Regions from separate parts of the Homo sapiens genome. Here regions 1, 2 and 3 are each linked to region 4. A link is a loop called in an ENCODE intact Hi-C map of the cell type or tissue named here. Cell type or tissue: OCI-LY7. All regions are shown on one strand. Region 1 overlaps NFATC2 (nuclear factor of activated T cells 2). Region 2 overlaps NFATC2 (nuclear factor of activated T cells 2). Region 3 overlaps NFATC2 (nuclear factor of activated T cells 2). Region 4 overlaps NFATC2 (nuclear factor of activated T cells 2).

Region 1 (5,000 bases), 58 kb before region 4:
GAGGCCGAAGTGGGTGGATCACTTGAGGTCAGGAGTTTAAGACCAGCCCGGCCAATATGGTGAAACCCCGTCTCTACTAAAAATACAAAAATTAGCTGGGTGTGACGGCAGGTGCCTGTAACCTCAGCTACCTGGGAGGCGGAGGTTGCAGTGAGCTGAGATGGTGCCACTGTACCCCAACCTAGGCAACAGAGCAAGACTGTCTCAAAAAAATAAAAATAAATGAGATGCTATAGCTGGCTCATTGGCATGTGTTTATTAAGCCCACAATATGGTCCCCTAAAGAAGATGGAAGAGAAAGAGACAAAGACCAGTCTAAAAGAGGCCATTCCAATAACCAAGGATACCATTCTGTTTCCCTACATATTTAAATGGGAGGTAAGTCCATTGATCCACGTGAATGTGCTGGTCAGTTGTCAGTAATATGGAGATGCGGACGTCAAGAGAAAAGGCAGTATTTAGACTTACTACATGGTCCCTAAGTGTCATCTACAAATCCTCCCAAAGACACAGGGGTACCTCAAAAACCACAATTACTTTTGCGCCAACCTAATACAAGGTTACAGCCTAAGACCTATACAGTGGCCTTGCATTTTTACCCCAGGCATAAACTGGTGAGTCATCCCACTGATCCTATGGACTAGGTGATAATTTAAGATGTAAATTAGAAGTGGTTCACTGATGAGCTTAATCAATGGTGATAATTTTCATAAAAACACAAGGTGTCAACAAATAGCCATTACAGACAAAAGTACAGACCCAAGAATCTGTCTCCTTGACAAATATACAACTAGCTTCCCAGACTTCTGAGCTCACAGGCATGCACGTTTGAATGGGATGGAATTTAAGGGAAACCCTGCGTGCATCTCCGTGGTGGAACCAATGGGAATCAGGCACTGGTCTAAGGGACGTCCAGTTTTGTGTTTCTACAATGCAAGTCAGATGTCCCCTCCTAGCCAGTGTAGAATATGCTACCATCATCTCCATTGTCTGCTTTTTTGCAATGATTGCACATCAACTTACAATCTACGGAGAAACAATTGGTGACTTTCTCAACTAAGCTGCCCGACAAGGAAGGACTAACCAACTGTGTAAACTCAGACCTGAACTGCCCATTTCTATTCTCCAATTCAGCAGAATTTCTTCTGATTACATGCAACTAAGCTGCACCTCTCCTATCAAGCAACCACACGGCTTCTAAAGTAGCAACCACAGGCAGGAAAGCATTCTAAACAAACCACAGTTTACTTCCTTGTCCTTCAGCCAGTTCATCACCACCTCGGCCCCAACCCTCTGCTAAGAAACATCAGCCAACAGCACAAGCCCTGCAAAATAACTTGCTGCCTTTGGAAAAAAAAAAAGGCAAAAGAAAAGCACTTGTTACTATATTGAATTGAGACATAGGAAACAAACAGTAATTCAAACCCACAAATCAGCCTGTGATCACAAATGAGATAATAAAATAAATACCTGAGTTTTGGGGAAGACATATACCATAAACCCCCTCTGGGGGTTAGAGGAATTAACCAAACATTTCTTTTAAGACATTTGAGTATATGCCTCTTTGCTTATCCAAGAGAGATGGAATTGTAAGCAGGTCAGACACTCCCAGGTGGATTAGCAGGTGGGAGCAGTAAGAAAGATTTCCACCCTAACTTGCTTTGCTCATGTCACAGAATCATGCAAAACCTCCCCCTCTTCTGGGAGAAGGGGCAAAACCCCTGGCCTGGCTTCATAAAGATATTTCTTCAAATACCAACATGGCCCCTGATTCTTAGAAAGAATTCACTGGATATTTATTGAATTTCCAGTCCAGTCTCCATCTCGCCCTCCCATAAGTTCACCTTCCAGATCATTCTATGTTTACCCACATATGCCAGGACCAGCTCACAGCACAGGCCCAACATGGGACACACCTCCCCCCAACACATCCACATTCTCCCGAAGCCCAACTCAAGCGCACGTCCTGGAAGCAGAGGCATCCCTGGCCATGTCACAGTTTCTTCCACAAACCTTTGGATCTATCTTTTGTATTTTAAGTCTTGGATTTCCCATAAGAGATGTCAACCATACTCCCTCCATACCTTCCAGATTCACAGGCAAGAGAAGCCACTAGGCTTCCTGCAAAGAAATTTCTCAAGATCTGAGTAGGGACCAGGCTCTGTCTTAAATTTCTCCAAGTGAGATCCACATGCGTGGCCCTTGCACGTACTGCTATCATCTCAAAGGCCACCTGGAGTGACCAGCAAGGACTGTATTCATGGGTGACACTGCACCAGGTGTTCCTAAAAGACAGTAGTTCCCAGAACAGGCAGACAGAACCTTCACTCCTGATTCACCCCTTGATCAAACCTTTCACCTATACAGTCCCTGCTACACACTAAGTTATGCCCCCACCACACCAGCCAAATTCCTATATTGAAGCCCTAAACCACTCTGTGATGGTATTTGGAGATGGGGCCTTTGGGAGATAATTAGGACTTGGTGCAGTCATGAAGGTGGGGCCCTCGTGATGGAATTAGTGGCCTAAGAAGAAGGGCCACCAGAGGTCAGTCTCATTGTCTCACAGGAGAACACAATGGGAGAAAAGGTGACTGTCTGCAAGCCAGGACCTAAGCAGGTCCTCTCCAGAACCTGATCTTGACAGGATTCTCCAGAATCCTGGTCTTGGATTGCTAGCCTCTAGAATTGTGAGAAGATAAATTTCTGTTGTTTAAGCCACTAAGTCTATGATATTTTGTTATGTGGCCCGAGCTGACTGACACAGTCCCCAAAGTACATTCCTCTCCAAAGTCTCGGTCTATGCTCACGAGGTAGGCATCTGGCCAGTGAAGTCATCGAGGTTCAGGTAAGCAGACATCCCTCTATTTTAGGTCCAGCATCCCATGGCTGGTCCGTGGCAGGGGTTGAACAAGGAGCAGACCCTGATATCCCCACCGCCACACCTTTGTGTCGCTTGGCTGATGCCTAGGAGGCCCTCTTTTTCCTCTGCATCTGAATCCTGCTTGTCTGCCCATGATCAGGCCCAAATCTCTGTTTCTTGCAGCCAACAGCTCCTCCCTTTCTCAGCTGTCCTGGCGAGGGGCTCACACCCTGGGGTCAGAGTCCCAGGGACACACAGACAGCTGGGGTCCAAATCCCAGCTCTGCCACATCCTTTCATAGAACTTGAGGCAAATCCTAACCCTTTCTGTGCCTCCTCTGTTAAAGGTGGGCAAAAACTATTCCCAGCTTCTAAGGCTTTTAGAGAGAATCTGAGTCAATGCATGCAAAGTTCTTCAAACATGCAAGGCACATCATAAGAACTCTGTACCACATTACTTGTTTTGGGAATCAGAGCCAATCTTTTAAGTCCTCGAGTCTCAGTTTTTCTCATCTGTAATATGGGAATGCATATATATGGCACTATGCCAAGCTAAGAAATAACCAAAAGTAGCAGCTCTTTCTATTAGCAGCAGCAGTGTGTCTCAGCCCTCACACAGAGGATGCTTGTTAACAGACTGAATTGATGATGGCCAGTCCACCCTCTTCCACCAAAGCACTTTCACCTTTGAAGCTATTTCTGCATTTTCAGAATGGGCAGGGCTGAGATCAGCCATGCTCTCAGAGATGCATTTTCACATCCTGCTGAGAGGGGCCCCTCCCAGGCCTCACTGCGCCCTAGTGTGCGCAGACAGCTTTGGGCCGGCGACCTGCAGAGCAGCGTGAGTCACTGACGCTCTCTGCAAACCAGAGGCCTCCGGAAACCAGCCCAGACAGCAGACTCACAAGCACCCTGCCACCAGCCATTTTATGAGCAAGACCTTGGGGCTTACGAGAAAGATGCCACACCACGTGCCAAACTGTCCCCAGCTCTTGGGATGAGTAGACATGGTGATTCTGAGACTCTGGTTTCTAGTAAAAGGGGCTCACTGGGAGGAGAGCATGTCACTGGCAGATCAGTTTGTGGCCAGGAAGGCACCAAGCCCCAAGATGGCAAGAGGAGCCACCTGCTTCGAGTTGAGCTCCTGGAAGAGAAATGCATCAGACGCCAGCCAAGCAACACCAGACAGGACATGCCCCCCAAATTAGCTTCCAGGGACCGTAAGACATCCTCCTAGTCCTCCCCCAACCCACCCTCCACCACTAGACTTCAATGATGCCTTTCAAACCCCAGATCCACATGCAACGCGAGGCCAACAGAGCAGTACCAGAGGCTGCTCTTCGGGACTGGAGACACCACTCAGGAAGATGTGAGGCAGGCAAACACATTCACCTCGAGTTCCCAGGGAACTGTGGGTGTGCAGGCGCCATGACCTCACACGTGTCATCTCACCGTGCCTCACCAGCAGGTCTGTTTGCATGTGCCATGTTCGTAGAAGCTTGGCATCAGATAGGCAAGCTTTCATAGGCACTGCCTTTCAGCTGTGCATGGCTCCTGTGGCCCTGGTGTTTTGGGAGGGAGTAGCATGAATCAGATCACAGAACCCCGTATCTTGAAACCCGTGACATTTTAACACCAACCTCTCACTGGTTGGTAATACCCTCATTAAGGCACAGACCTCATCTCTCTCATCTACTGCTGTATCCCCAGCACCTAGGACAGAGCCCAGCACATAGTAGGTGCTCAGTAAAAATCTCAAGGAGGAATGATTGGGCGAAAGAATAACTACCACCTCCTAATTGATAGGACTTGCCCAGAATTTTTCCGATCAGGTCTGGCTTTCAACTGTCTCCCAGAGCACAGCAACCTCCGCCTCCCAGGTTCAAGCGATTCTCCTGCCTCAGCCTCCTGAGTAGTTGGGATTACAGGTGTCCGCCACCATGCCCGGCTAAACTTTGCATTTTTAGTAGAGACAGGATTTCACCATGTTGGCCAGGCTGGTCTCAAACTCCTGACCTCAGGTGATCCGCTGGCCTTGGCCTCCCAAAGTGCTGGGATGACAGGTGTGAGCCACCACACCCAGCCTACATATATATGTTGTTAATCCTCACGGTCATCCCATGAAGTAGGTATTGACT
Region 2 (5,000 bases), 76 kb before region 4:
CTGCAAACAATCCGTTATTCACCTTGTCAAACAGACTCCCCCGAGAAGCCGGTTTCAGATTGGGCTTGTAAACGGCAGCTGGCTGGCCGGCCCTTCTCTTACCTGTCCCCAAGGAGCTGTTGAGCCACAGCAGTGAGCATTTTACAAGCAGGAGGGCCACAGGTGACTGCAGGCTGCCAGAAAGCAGATAACTGGCCTGGCAGGCTCCAGGATTCTAGGGAATTATGGCCTTTGGCTTTCTGTAGCAAAGGGAACTGGCTCTGTCTAGAAGACAGGCTGGAATACACTGCTGTGTAATTAGAGATGAATAAACCGAGCCATGTGGGGCAGGAGGAAAGTCTCCCTTGAGTCAGTTGTTTGGTTTATAAAATGTGTTAAATATTAGGAAATGATTAATTTTCCATACATGCCAGATGAGCCCATTGTTCTCCATGCACAGGAAAAGGCATGTTTGCTCATTTAACACCCGGTTCCTGGGGGCCTACCATACCGCATGCCAGGGTGGTAGAGAGATGGCATTGAGCAAATCAAGACAATCGTCGCCGCCATGGAATTTACAGGGGCAAGAGACAGGCAGCAAACATGCACACGGCCATCCAAACAGCGTTTTTGACATGCCAGGCTGAGTGCATGTGTGGGTGGGGCATGGGGTAGGTCCCACATGACAGCGGTCACTGAAGTCCTCTGAGGACAAGAATTTGATTGGAAAATTGAAGAATGAGGAAGAGCCAGTCCACGAAACTCGGGGGTCAAAGCGTTTCAAGTTTTAGGAGGAGACAGAGAGAGAGGTGGGGAATGGTGTGGTCTGGGCAAGGAACAGAAAAGAGACCTGGAGGCTGGAGAACTTGGGGCCGAGGAAGATGGCTGAGCCTCTTGCCTGAAATTCGGATCATCCTGAACGCAAAGGGAAGCCGTGGAGGGCTTTAAACAGGGCTGTGATGGGATCTGAGGCTGCTTTAACCTCGATCTGGCTGCTGTGTGGACGGGGAGGTCGGGAGTACACCAGCAAAGGGCTGTTGTGTCATCCAGGTAGGAGATGAGGGTGTTCTGGTGAGCATGAGGCATAGAGGTGGGATGATTTCAGAAGGGACCCAGCAGGACTTGCTGATATGTGGGCAGTGGGGACAGTGAAGGATCCGGGGTTATTCCCAGGGTTTTGACTAAGCGACTGTGTAGATGGTGTTGCCATAAACTGATGAGTAAGATGGGTGTGTGTTGGGAGAAGGGAGGAAGAGGAGATTGGGAATCAGGAAATTTTGGGGCATGTTGAACTCAAAATGCCTCCTGGCTACCAAAGAGAAGAAGGCACATAGTTGGGGAGGTCATACAGGAGTCTGGCACGTGTGTATGTGAAGGTGTAAATACAACCCTCTCCACGGTTGTCCTGTGAATGCTTTTTTCTCATGGTATTAAGGGCAGAGGGTTCTGAATCAAATATCCTCTGACACTTTGCACAGCAGCAGAAACTGTTGGCAACGTGTTTTCAAGGAGTTTTGTCAGTATTTCATAGAAGGATGAAGTGTCCCCATTTCAACAAAAAATTTAGGGATCACTGATGTAAAAAGTATAGCCCCTGGAAATCAGAGTGAATTGTCACTGTACTTCCTGTCTCGAGTCCAGCGCAATGTTTCAGAGCTTGAAGTTTTTCGTAAATCAGGGATTCCTAGAGGGCCTGGGACACGGCAGATATACAGCAGGGGGTTTTGTTTCTTTGATAACTCCTCATCGGGCCATTTACAAAGCTCAACTTCTGAATTTTACCAGGAGGGCAGGGCAAGAGGTGGTTTAGAGTGAGAAGCCCTTTTTGGAGAAAGTTTGGTCTGACCTTGTCCATCTTTGTACCACAAAATGTCATGAGGTTTATAGCAAGTGTGTCCCCTATACCCCATCACAGCTACTGGGGATCCACAGACAAAAGAAATGACTTCACTTTCATTTCTTAAAGGTCCTTGTGGTTCTGTGCCTCTGTCCTCAGCGTTATTTTATACTCAACCTGGTCCTACCAGGAACCCAGTTTCCTCCCAATGTATGAACATGAAGAGGCTGAGTAGGAGTCAGCATTTGTTTTCTCCTGTCAATCTTACCACTTCTTAAATCCCAACTTGGCACGAAACCACTGTTCTGTTTCTGCTCCTTTGTACGAAACTACCCCATGCTGTTGGATACAGCAAGGAACAATGTTCAGATTTGCAAACTCCTGGCAAAGTGACCCCAAGATGCTCCAATACGAACTTCCTTGTTATCTCAGGTTTTGAAAATTGGATAAACTCAAGTTTCTGGCTTTAATGATCTATTTAGAAAAATTTAAATCCCATAGTCAGAGCTCTAAATGTTTTCTTCCAGATATTAGTCAAATGAGGTCTCAAGATGAGCTCAAGGCTCCATGATATGCCTTAGGTGAATCTGAAATCTGTTTGTTAAATGACGGGACAGTGGATCGATAGGTAATATTGATTAAACATGCAGCACCTGTGAGGTGGGGACTAGAGAACTCATTTTATATCTGGGGAAACTGAGGCACAGGCCAAATTTGTGTTTATTAAGTGTGGCTTAAATATAAATGTAGAACACAGACTTGTTTTTTGTTTTTTGTTTTTTCTTTTTTAAAAATGACTGTATAGTTTTAGCCTTGTCCTCTGCTTAAGTGATTTTGACTTTCGATTCAGGAGAAGTGGTGTAAGGTTTTCAGAAAGTGAGTTAAAGCAAAACAGTTGGCCGCAGCGGCAGCAATCATCTTAGTGGGGCACAGTTGCCTCTTAGGTGTAGCCCTGGGCAGATATTTTTTGTGGGGCTCCTGTCTGCATGTGCAATTTGAGCCATTCCTAAATCAGCACCATTCTGGTGATTCAGTCTCACACCATCCCACAAAAATCACAATGAAAATACTGCACCAGCCATCAGGAGCAATCTGCTCACCAGGGTGCTCTTCTGGAAGCTGGCCTGGACCCTGTAGGTGCAGGTTCTAGAGCTCTTTGGGGCATCTGAAGGGGAGAAATGGGAGCCAGCTAGTCCCAGCCACCAGAGGGAGACTAAGGCTATTTCAAGATAGACACTTCCAGCAGCCAGGACCCATGCAGGTCCCTGTCTGAGCTTGGGACCCCTGCCCATTTGGTAGTGCTGGTTACACGCACTGGAATGGGGGGCTAGAAAATTCCCAGGAAGACATTCCAAGTGCAGGGCTATGGTGGGGTGAAGTGGGTCCCTAAAACACAGGGCCGGGGGCAGGTATCCCGTTTCCCTGGGGTTAAAGGGTGGGAGGAGGTTCGAACCATATTAAGACATTAAAAATAGCAGCTACTTCCAAACCTCTTAGGTGCTTTAGCTACAGGAGGGCAAAAGCTGTTTTAAGGAGGAACTTGGCTAGAAGGTTCTAGTACTTATGTTTGTGGGTTTGAAGGTATAAGGTGCATTTTTTTTCTTTAGCCTTGATATTTTGCAAGATGCTCAAATAAAAATGATGGCTTTTGCCTTCCAAGTGGCTGGCTTAGCCCAGTTGACCATGAATGCTTTGGGACCCTTGGAAAGCTGGTCTAAGGTGGGCATCATAAATCTCTTTTATGAATGCTACCTCAAAAGTAGTCTAAAGGCACAGATTACAGCAGAGCTGTGCTGGAGAGAACCAGACAAATTCAGGTTGACCATGTGGCTTTGTCACCTCCGGCAAGTGGCTTCTGAGCCTGAGTCACAAGCACGGTGGGACTGTACCTACCTCCTAGGGCTGAGACGAGGAGTAAATGCACACACTTATGTACACACACAAAATGTTCCTTGCTGAGGGAGCCCGAAATGTAAAGGGAATATTTGAGTAGCCTCTCTGGAAAAGAAAGATACACCAAAGTAGATGTTGCTTCCAACTGTTTTATTGCTAAACTATCATGATACAAGCCGTATAAAAATACTTTACATATAGGAAAAATAAACTACATTAAACTGGAGATTAAAAACATTTGCATAGGAATGTGATGTATTCAAACGCCTTTAACAGTCAGGATTTTCTAAACCTAAGCCTGCCAGCACCACCATGTTGGAGAGACCTGTTTGTTGGAGAATTGGTTTTCTCTCCTCTGAGGGCTGTAGAGGCCAGAGGGGTGAGTGAGGTTCTTTGACAAGATGTCCAGGATGCTAAGCTTGTCCCAACAGCCATAGCCTCGGTCTGCTCAGGCCAATCAGAATGCTGTGAGCACCTGCTCTAATGGAAACAACATCATTTGCATCCATTCCATTCAAAGCTTGAACTCAGCAGGGAGTTTATTCTGGTCAGCCAACAGCTGCATAAAGGTAGAATGTTAATAACCCTTTCACTTCCAGCTCCCAGGACCCTGATGGCTCAGGGAGCAACTCTCTGTTATCAACCACCAGAAAAGTTTGTTTTTAAACAGACTGAGTTAAACAGTGATGTTGGCTGTAAGTCAAGGCACTCACAAAAGCTGAGGGAAATGGATGTTTATGATCACAATTTTATAGGATGCTGCTTTTTCTTAAGCATTTAATTGGAATGCAGGAAAATACTTGCTATGCAATTGGCTGCTTTGGTTCCACGAAACGTAATGCCCTAGCCTCGAGCCTAGGAGACCCAAGGTTAAGATGCGCTGGGTCACCGAGCACCTTGCCTCCGGGAAACAAGTTCGGGAAAGGTTAGCCCAGCTTGTCAAGAACGTCACAACTCCATCCATGCCTCTTGTAAACTTGAAATGAAAACATTCTTTCAATTCTGAGCAATAGAAAGCACTTGGAAAGGTCTTTTTTTTTTTTTTTTTTTGACATGATAAATTCAGCCTCACTGTAGTCCAGAGTGAGAATTAGAACATACCAACTTCCAATCTGCCTAAATGTGACAGCCTCTGCCCAAGACTGGCTCACTGAGGCGTCTTGGCTACTGGATGTAAACAAAAAATGCAATATCCGTGCCTCCCAGTTCTTTGAAGGAATCAATTCATCCTTGGTTATATCTATGCTGGAAAACTGTGGGTGTCCTTTGGATAAAGCATACAGGAGTTATC
Region 3 (5,000 bases), 68 kb after region 4:
GCTGCTCCCCCTGCCTCAACAGCTCCTCCCCTACCCACTGCCAGGCCCCCTTCTCCACAGGACTAAAGCCCATTCATGCCCATGAGCTGGGCTTAAGTACTGCATGCTTCTAGAAGGACCCCTGACCACTTGACTAGCTCAGGCCCCACTCACAGGCCCCTGCTGTGTTCTGTGCACATCTCACCATAACGACTGAGGAACTGTGGAGTGCTCCGTTTCCCTCGACCTCCAGTCTGCCCTTCCCTCGACCTCGAGATCCACCCCCACCAATCAGCAAATGCCATGAGGACTCTTGCTCCGCCATGCCCCTAAGCACTTGGAATGGTCCTGCCACTAAACAGGCCCTCAGAAAGGATGTGTTGGCTGAATGAATGAGGCAAGTTCAGAAAAGTCTACCTGGAATAAACTATTACTCAAAGATGCTAATATCCAAACCAAAAGATAGAAGGCTATAACTCTAGAGAGGGTCATTTTGTAATATCCATGAAAATTCCAAACACACGTGCCCCCGGAACCACATGTGCCCTCGGAACCAAGCAATGCTACTTTTAGAAATTCATCCTGGGCCAGTCATGGTGGCTCACACCTGGAATCCCAACCGTTTGGGAGACAGAGGTAGGAAGATTGCTTGAGGTCAGGAGTTTAAGACCAGCCTGGGCAACGTAGAGACCCCATCTCTAAAACAAAAATTTTTTTTTCATTAGCTGGGCATGGTGGCACCTACCTGTAGTCCCAGCCACTGGAGAAGCTGAGGTGGGAGGATCAAGGCTGTAGTGAGCCATGATCGTACCACCACCTCCCAGCTTGGGTGACAGGATGAGAACCTGTCCCAAAAAAAAAAAAAAAAAAAAATTCTTCCTGCAGATATACTCTCACCTGTGCAAAATGACCTGTGTATGCTTAAGATTCATTACTACAACCCTGACTGTAATCCCAAAAGACTGGAAGCAACCCAAAGCCCATCTATTGGGGATGAATTAATTCTGGCTCATTCATATGATGGGATACAGTATAGCTACAAAAAGGCCTGAAGAAGTTCTTTATGCATTGACATGGAATGACCACTGAGATTTAGTATTAGAGAAAAGCAAGCTGTATAGTGTGCACAGCATAAAAAGTGAGAGGATGTACACAAACACAGAGAGATGTACACACAATGTACACAGACAGATGTACACACAGATGTATACAGATTACACCTGCACATATATACACAGATGTACAGATGTACACGCACAGACAGATGTACACACACATATGTACACACACAGACAGATGTACACGCACAGCTGAAGGATGCACAGGCTTTCTCTGGAAGTCACAAGTAATAGTGACATCCTCCAGGGAGGGGAACTAAGGAATGGGAGGACAGTGGCATGGCAGAAAGGAGACTTCCTTTGATTTGTGTAATTGTGTAAGAAAATAAATGTAACTCCCAAAAGAAACATTTTTAATTTTATTTCATAGGTGGTAGGTGACATAGCATGATATACAGTAATGAAACCCTGTTTTACGAAGCAGGAAATGAAGAGTGCAGTCCTGCTCCGCCACTAAGTAGCAGCGTGACTTTGGAAAAGTCCCCCACCCACTGGAGGCCTCAACACCTTCTCATTTATAACTGAACAGCATTAAACTGAATCAGTTTCCTTGGTGGCTTCTGGCTCTGAAATCCTTTGATTTTTCTAGCTAGCATCTGTAAGGCCTGGAGTTCTTGTGAGGCTGTAGTTTAATGTAAATGTGTATTTGAATTCGCACATACACACACACACGCCTTCCTAGAAGGTAACAGAGCACAGAGTTTTAATCTAGGAAAAGAGGAATGTCAAACCCATGGCCGACAACATTCTGAGAATTCACTGCCCTTCGAACCAGAAAAACAAAACACAAAAAGTTTCTTAGCAAAAATTCCGGCCGTATCAGAAGAACTGCACTGTATCTTATCAGAAACACACCCTTGGGGCTGATGTGCACAGTCCACAGAAACGCAGTCCTGAAAACACACATCACTCACACTCCCTAGGAGCTCTGAAAAACAGAAAGCTCCAGTGTGCTGAGCAAAAGTATTTAAAGCATTTACATTGGTTTTCATTAATCCAAGCGGCAGTTTTTTTTTTTTCCTCTTGACAAGACTTTAAATGTTTACCAGCAAGCAGGGAATATGAAGATAATTAATAATCATTTAATTCTCAGTCCCCTGGGTATTTGACAGTAAATTTCACAAATAGCACATCATTAAAATATTTCTCTAAGTCAGTGGCTGAGATTCGTCACTATTTCTCCTTAAACAACTGCCACGCTCACAGGCGGCTTTCTTACAGTCATCACGATGCCCGCACGGCACTGGGTGAAGTTAGTTTCATCTCAGAACCACCAAATGTTCTCAGGAGGATTTCCAAAAAGCTTGCTTTTTTTTTAACCACTTGCACGATCTTTGCTCTATCCATGTGCCACCAAAAAGTATTTACTTAATACTTCTAGTATTTAAATTCACTCACTTATTTTTTTTTTATTTTAAAAGGAAACTTTACACCACTACTGCAGATGGAAAATCAATGTCACCTCCATAAATAGAAGGTAGGGTAAAAATACAATAAAAATAAAACTTACTAAATTCAAGCAAGACACAGTGGCTGGGCAAAGGCTCTGAGTCTGAGGCTTTATACAGCCCCGCCCCCGCCAATGCTTCTGCGGTATAACTCATATACACAGATGTCAGTGTTTTGAGTATAGAGTTTGACGAGTTTTGCCAAATGTCATACATTCTTGCTACCACCAACATAATCAAAATATGGAACATTTCCAAGACCCCAGAAAGTCAAGACCTAGGAACAGGGAAAGGGAGGAGCCAGTGTTAGAAAGAAAGGTGTCAATGGTACAGCAGTACCTCACTGAAGCGCTACTCCTTTTTTGTTTGTTTGTTTTTTGTTTTTTGAGACAGAGTCTTGCTCTGTTGCCAGGCTGGAGTACAGTGGTGCGATCTCGACTCACTGCAACCTCCGCCTCCCGGGTTCAAGCGATTCTCCTGCCTCAGCCTCCTGAGTAGCTGGGATTACAGGTGACCACTACCATGCCCGGCTAATTTTTTTGTGTTTTCAGTAGAGACAGGGTTTCACCATGTTGGTCAGGCTAGTCTCGAACTCCTGACCTCAAGTGATCTGCCCACCTCGGCCTGCCAAAGTGCTGGGATTACAGGCATTAGCCACCATGCCTGGCCTGAAACTCCACTCCTTCTGACTAGTTCAAAGAGAAAATAGCGCTGAAAAATAGTTCTTAGCACATACAACGTCCTCACTGGTGGACCACCTAAAATCCATTTCACCTACCATGGGAGGTACCTGGCCTGCATACGAAGCATCAGTACCAAAGGGAGGAAGAAGATAGAAGCAGGGATGGGGGATTCAGAGGTTGCTGCTCAAGGGCCTCTGTACCTCCATGTCACGCACATGCTGTTCCCCTTACCCAGAACTCCCTTCCATACCTCCCGACCTTACATCTCCTAACAAGCCACTATTTATCCATCATGACTTGACCTGAGCCACCCCCTCCTGGAGGCCCTCCCTGTTTCCCCAGGCTGGATCAGGCAGCTCTTCTACACTCCCAGGTCCCACAGAGTCCCACATTGAAGTCTATCTATGGATTCACTCGTCTGTCTACCCTCTAGACTCTGAGGTTCTTAGAGGCAGATAGGAGTCTTACATCAATAATTATTATGAAGATGATTATAATGCAGAAAAAGCAGCTAAAATATATTGAGAACTTACATGCTAGGCATTGTTATAAGCACATTACATGTAGTAAATTACTTGATCCTCACAGCCACCTACCCACTGGATGCCAATAGCAGCTGCCCTGTCCCTCTCCCCGTTGTGGCAACCAAAAATGTCTCCAGGCATCGCCAAACATCTCCTGCCAGGCAGGCTCGCCCCCAGCTGAGAACCACGGCTCCTGGCTTTAGAGCCCCAGCATGGCACAGGAGGCCTGCGCACAGCAGAGGCCCAAAGACTGCTGGAAGCATCAACTCATGACTCACGCCCTCAACCTGAACTGATTCAGAAATGAGACATCTTCTCACTCTCAGCCCTGGCAGGTGACGCTCATCTCTGTGGCAGACACCTGAAAGTTCTCATTCTTATCACCCCTCCTTTCATCAAGTTCCTGGGTGCTTACCCAATAGGTAGGCCCTGTGAATATGTGGAGAAATCTCTGGCCACTCCCAAAAACTACAGGACAAGATTGCTGGGGAGGCCAGTTCAGCCCTCCTCTTTGCCCCACCAAGCAAGAGCTCTACGCTGAGATCCAGGTCTCAGTCAACAGAGGGTAGCACGGGGTTAGGGGACTCCAGATCCACTCCCACCCCCGGCTGTGAGACTTGGGGAAACTCCATGTCCTCATGTGTGACACGGGGTGATGACACTGGTGATGATACAAGCCTGTCGGTTTCCCTAACCTATGCAAAGCCCAAGACACACAGAATCAATACCCAGTAAATGGGGCCTACTGGATTATTATTGAAAGAACAATCTTTTCGGTGACAATTCTGCCCTTTCCCTGCTATAGTTAGTCTATTTTACAACAACTTGAACGCACTAGTCCCCAACCCCTTCGAAAGCATTACGAAAAAAAGGAAGACATTTTTATAAAAATAAAATGGGTTGGTCAGCACTTTAGGAATTCTCTTTTTACCTCAGATCCTGCTGACCTTCAGAAAATGTGTGGAGGAGGTAAAACGTGCTTCCAACACCCTCTCCATTCCACACTTTGTACTTTTCCTCCCAGGCTACCTGGCAGTGGATCGACTAAATCTTACTAAAGTGTTAGTGGGTCAGTGAGCCGCTTGTCATAATCAAAATACTAGCACATCTATACCACTTACTTTATATCGAGAACTGTACGCATCTAGTGTATGTTCATATTTGTCTCACAAGAACCCTATGAAGCAGCTGATATCGTTTCCCCATTTTATATAGGGGGAAAATGAGGCTCAGAGAGGGTGAGTAATT
Region 4 (5,000 bases):
TAAAATATCAAATATCAACCCAAATGGTCATGCATGGATACACAGATAAACAAAGCGTGGTCTATCCATGCAGAATATTACTCAGTCATGAAAAGGAATGAAGTGCTGGTTCCATGCCATGACATGGGTGGACCTTGAAACCATTAAGTGAAGTGAAAGGAGCCAGACACAAAAGGACAAATGGCATAGGATCCCATTTATATCAATCGGCCAGAACAGGCAAACGCAGAGAGACGGAGAGCAGATCGGGGCTCACTGGGGGGTGGAAATTGGGCAGTGCCTGCTAATACGTGAGGCGTTTCTTTTTCTGGTGATAAAAAAAAGTTCTGCAGGCCAGATGGGGTTTTCTCAGCCTGATGTCACTCTGTCCGGGTCCAAGTTCTGTCTTCATAGTTTACTAGCTGTGTGGCCTTCGAGTGGCAGCTCTCTGTGCCTCAGTTTCCTCAGCAAAAATGATAAAGTTTGGCTGGGCGCAGTGGCTCAGGCCTGTAATCCCAGCACTTTGGGAGGCCGAGGCAGGTGGATCACCTGAGGTCAGAAGTTCGAGACCAGCCTGACCAATATGGTGAAACCCCATCTCTACTAAAAACTACAAAAATTGGCCGGGCCTGGTAGCATGTACCTGTAATCCCGGCTACTTGGGTGGCTGAGGTGGGAGAATCGCTTGAACCCAGGAGGCGGATGTTGCAGTGAGCCGAGATCACGCTACTACACTCCAGGCTGGGCAATAAAGCAAGACTTCATCTCAAAAAAACAAACAAAGAAACAAAACAAAACAAAAAAAAGTTCTGCAACTACAGAGTAGTGGTAGTTGCACAATATTGTGAATGTACTTCATGTACTGAATTGCATACTTGAAAATAGCTAAAATGGTAAATTTTATGTGTATTTTACCACAATAGGAGAAAATATCCTATATAAGACAAAACAGCCCATGCTTAGCACACAGTAACAACTCAAGACATGATGGTCTTTGCTATCGTTGACTTTCAAAAATGCCCCTCTTTTTCTTGCTAAGTTATTTTCACAACACTTTATTTGTTTAAACCCTTAAATCATAGCCCTACAGCAAGGAAGACACTATCACTCCCATCTAGAGAGGAGAGGACAGATGCTCAGAGCTCAGCTTCAGTGAAGGGCAGCACGTGCTCTTGGTTAAGGCTATAGTGTTGGACACCCCCCTGGTTGATCCTTGTAGGGGTTTTCACAGCTCTGAGCCTCAGTCTCCCCATCTGTAAAATGGGGCTGTTAACAGTCCCACTTCACAGGTCATTACGAGGATTAAACAAGTTCATCAAAAGCGTGTCTGGCTTAATAAACATGGGTCAGCAAGGTTAGCAACACTAAAAGCTGTAGCTTCTGAGAGGCTGTATGTGCCAGCCATAGACATTGTTGTCTTATATATTTTAGCATATATGTACCAAACATATGCATGTGTGTACACAGGTCACCTCTGTGGTCACTGCTGTTCTCGGTGAATCCTGAGCCATAACCCAGGTTTCTTCTTCTTTTTTTTTTTTTAATAGAGACTGGATGTTGCCATGTTGCCTAGGCTGATCTCAAACACCTGAGCTCAGGCGATCCGCACGCCTCGCCCTCCCAAAGTGCTGGGATCATAGGCATGAGCCACTACGCCTGGCCCAGGTTTCTTGACCCCAGTTGCCAGTGTTTCTCAAAGTGTGGCTCTCAGGTCACCTGTAGCAGAATCTTCCCCCAGCAACGCAGGGTCAGAAGGTGCTAGATAAAAATGCAGATACCCAGGCCACATCCCTCACCCTCTGTGCCCCAATCTCTCGGGCAGAGGCCAGACATTTGCATTTTAACAATCTTTCCGGGTGACTTGTCACGCACGTTTGCTTAAGAGCCAAGTTCCACACTTAAGAGGCCACCTGAGGACGGGGAACTCCTCCAGGGCAGGCCCCAGTCCTCAGAGAACCCAGAGGCAAAGCAATTAGCTTTTGAAAGAGGAACTGAAGCCAGCGCACAGCAGCCCAAATTACCCTCCTGAGCTCTACTTCTCTATTGCTCTCTGATGCAACCTCCATCACCTATGGCTGCTAATTGGGGTGACAGGTCCAGGGTGGGTGGGAGGCTCTAAGGAAGCCCAGTGGGCCTCCCAGGCTTGCACCCACCCTCCTCATCAGCCCCCCTTTCTCCCATTCATTTCTGAGACTGCAGACAATCCAAACCGCACAGCCTGCAGTTTTCCAACCAAACCAGGCACCTTGCTTTTAAAGTCATCTTTGAGGGCCTGGCTCAGGCCTGCGGGTGAAGTCTTGACCTCTGCTCCAGCTTAAGCTTCAAGGTGGCCCCTGCAAAGTGACTTCCCCAGGCTTCCCTCCTGCCCCTGGATTCTGGCACGTCATAAAGTGGCTTGGGGGGGCTCTTGTATTTTATGAGCTCTGAATCAACAGGACGCTGTTGGTTTAACCAGTTTGGGTGTTGACTTTGTCTTGCAACTGTGCCCACCTGCAGCACAGCAGCAGCCACCGCAAAGGTTCAGCGAAGAAAACTGACACCGGCACAGGGTTCCCCCACATCGCCCAAGTAGGCCTGGAAATGGGAAGTTATTGCCTGACTATCTGAAATTCGCCGTCAAGCCGGGTGGCCAAGAATTACGATCTATCCAAGAACCTCAGGAGAGACTGGTTAGAGAAATTCGCTCCTACAGAGAGGGCAGTTTCTGTTAATAACAGCGGACAGGCTGGGTGTGGTGGCTCACCCCTGTAATCCCAGCACTTTGGGAGGCCAAGGTGGGCAGATCACTTGAGGTCAGAACTTCGAGACCAGCCTGGCCAAGGTGGTGAAACCCCATCTCCACTAAAACTACAAAAAAAGTTAGCTGGGCGTGGTGGTACGTGCCTGGAATCCCAGCTACTTGGGAGGCTGAGGCAAGAGAATTGCTTGACCTGGGAGGTGGCGGTTGCAGTGAGTTGAGATTGCACCACTGCCCTCAAGCCTGGGTGACACAGCAAGACTCTGTTTCAACAATAAAAATAAATTTAAATTTAAGAAATAACAGGCCGGGCAGGGTGACTTATGCCTGTAATCCCAGCACTTTGGGAGGCTGAGGCTGGCAGATCACCTGAGGTCAGGAGTTTGAGACCAGCCTGGCCAACATGATGAAACCCCATCTCTGCTAATAATACAAAAAAAAAAAAAAAAATAGCTGGGCATGATGGCACGCACCTGTAATCCCAGCTACTTGGGAGGCTGAGGCAGGAGAACTGCTTGAACCCGGTAGGCAGAAGTTGCAGTGAGTCGAGATCGCGCCACTGCACTCCAGCCTGGATGACAGAGCGAGACTCTGTCTCAAAAAACTAAAAATAAATAGCAGACAATTACAAATGCTATAAAGACTACAGATTGCAGGCACAACATATACACATTTTTAAAAATATTATAAAACGCCCACACCAAGAAGCAATTTAGGGTTCACACGTAAAAGTAACATTCTAATTTTGGGACTTTGAGCAAGACACTTAATTTCTTTGCCTCTGTTTTTCATCTATAAAATGGGAATATCACAGCACTAACCTCACTGGGCTGCCTGCAGATTAAATGAGCTAATCCATGGGCCTGCGTGGCATCTCATCAGGACTCAGTGAATGTTAGTTGTGTTTATTTTTATTGCTAAACTTCATGAGACCACAAAGCAGGAATCACTCCCGTTTTAGAGTAGAAGACATTGATCCTCCCAGAGGAGAAGGAATAAGCTTGGGAGCTCACAGCAAATGGACAAGCAGAATTTGGACCTACACTGGGGGATTCCGCTACCCCATGGGACCCTCTGCAGTGAAACGGAGGACTTCGTGGGAAAGACACCGGCCAGCCCAGGCAAGAAGGTTCCTCCCATTGGTCATCGTTCTGGCCCGAGCACTGAGCAACCCTGGCCTTGGCGCTCCAGCTGCTGTCAGCCCTTCTTGTCTCTGTATCAGGCCCCATCCTTGGCTGTGAGCCTGGTCTGGCTGGGCCTGGCTTGGCCCAGAATGTGCTGCCGACTCAGGCATCTCCCGGGAGAGGCTGTGAGCAGGGCCAGCAGACAGGCCCCTCAGCCTCCACTCTGGCTGTTCCCTGGGTCTTCCCTGGGAAGTGGGAGAGTGGAGGGGAACCAAAATCTCCCCTAGTGTGGGGCTCACCTCTTTGAGGGAACCACTGAGGTCCACAGCAAGGGAGTGGGGTATGATGTGTGCAAATGCATGAGACACACAGTGAGTGACAAAGTTGTAGCTGTGGGCCTCGGTGGCGGGGGGCCTCAGCTTCAGCTTTCTCATATGGAGAAATGCAGCAGCACGGCCCCTCCTGTGAGACTTTCCTATCTCATCCACTCCACAGGACATCAGGGAGAGTAGGAGCTGCTGTCTCTCCTCCCATCAGATCATTACTCTACCATTCCAATGTACTAACAGGCACCCTCTTCAGAATATTCTCAGTCCAAAACCTGATGAGCTCTGGATCACTGAGGAACCCAGGCAGCCGGGACAGAGAAAAGAAGATGGCTTTAACCCCAGCTCTGCCCCTGCCTTGCCAGCCGTGGGACTGCAGCAAGTCACTCATCCTTCGGAGCCTCAGCCTGCAGGCGCCCACACCCTGCAAGGGTGCTTTTCTGTGCCTCCATCACTGGCATATTATCAAATGCTTCGAACAAATGAACTGAGCAAACGTTTAAGATGGGCCTTCTGAGGTTATGATGAGGATGGAAATGAGTTAACCTCAGTGCATCTGTGGGTACATCGTAGGTGTTCAGAAGGGCACTCTGCCTTCCCAGCTCCCTCATAAGTAGCCCAGTAAAGGGCCGGGTAGGTAACTATTTCAATCAGCAAAGAAGCCACCCCAATCCTGGGCTCTCCAAAAAAAAACAACTTTCCTCCACTCACTCATCAGGTGGCCCACCCCACTGGGCCAGATAACTATTGGGGTTCCTTCCCAGCAGCAGGGTATGTTGCAGGCTGTCTGCTCGACTCTCCTCTCACACCGGCCTACTGCTGCCTGGGTTTCAG

The links. A loop is a pair of places that touch in the nucleus more often than their neighbours do. Peaks named below come from ENCODE experiments on the same cell type or tissue, not always from the same donor. Only the 100,000 strongest peaks of a DNase experiment are listed, where the experiment ranks them.
Region 1: it touches region 4 in a loop (5-fold over the local background); 7 of 110 quality-filtered maps call a loop at or near these places.
Region 2: a loop joins it to region 4, with 7 times the contacts of the local background. A loop is called at or near these places in 11 of 110 quality-filtered maps.
Region 3: it touches region 4 in a loop (2.5-fold over the local background); 14 of 110 quality-filtered maps call a loop at or near these places.

Annotation. Positions count from the first base shown.
Region 1 is chr20:51,401,130-51,406,129 of GRCh38, forward strand. The region is part of intron 9 of NFATC2 (nuclear factor of activated T cells 2); the gene reads right to left. Among named protein-coding and RNA genes, the nearest start is that of MIR3194, 49 kb to the right of the region's middle. RefSeq lists an enhancer at 3,758-3,917. In OCI-LY7, CTCF peaks have their summits at 2,517 (motif pointing right) and 2,716; DNase peaks (open chromatin) are centred at 1,232, 3,672 and 4,039; H3K4me3 peaks cover 441 bases; H3K27ac peaks cover 4,695 bases.
Region 2 is chr20:51,383,119-51,388,118 of GRCh38, forward strand. It overlaps NFATC2 (nuclear factor of activated T cells 2), which reads right to left. Exons shown (of 11, transcript NM_012340.5): 11 at 3,845-5,000. All of the region lies in intron 2 of LOC105372663 (a long non-coding RNA gene), which reads left to right. Among named protein-coding and RNA genes, the nearest start is that of MIR3194, 67 kb to the right of the region's middle. In OCI-LY7, a CTCF peak has its summit at 3,006 (motif pointing right); DNase peaks (open chromatin) are centred at 3,013, 3,673 and 4,203; H3K4me3 peaks cover 3,713 bases; H3K27ac peaks cover 5,000 bases.
Region 3 is chr20:51,527,255-51,532,254 of GRCh38, forward strand. All of the region lies in intron 1 of NFATC2 (nuclear factor of activated T cells 2), which reads right to left. Among named protein-coding and RNA genes, the nearest start is that of NFATC2, 13 kb to the right of the region's middle. RefSeq lists enhancers at 3,957-4,006, 4,047-4,216. In OCI-LY7, no CTCF peak of the experiment used is centred here; DNase peaks (open chromatin) are centred at 1,562 and 2,667; H3K4me3 peaks cover 1,644 bases; H3K27ac peaks cover 2,462 bases.
Region 4 is chr20:51,459,132-51,464,131 of GRCh38, forward strand. All of the region lies in intron 5 of NFATC2 (nuclear factor of activated T cells 2), which reads right to left. Among named protein-coding and RNA genes, the nearest start is that of MIR3194, 8.7 kb to the left of the region's middle. RefSeq lists an enhancer at 3,471-4,431. In OCI-LY7, no CTCF peak of the experiment used is centred here; DNase peaks (open chromatin) are centred at 1,930 and 2,460; H3K4me3 peaks cover 1,772 bases; H3K27ac peaks cover 4,511 bases.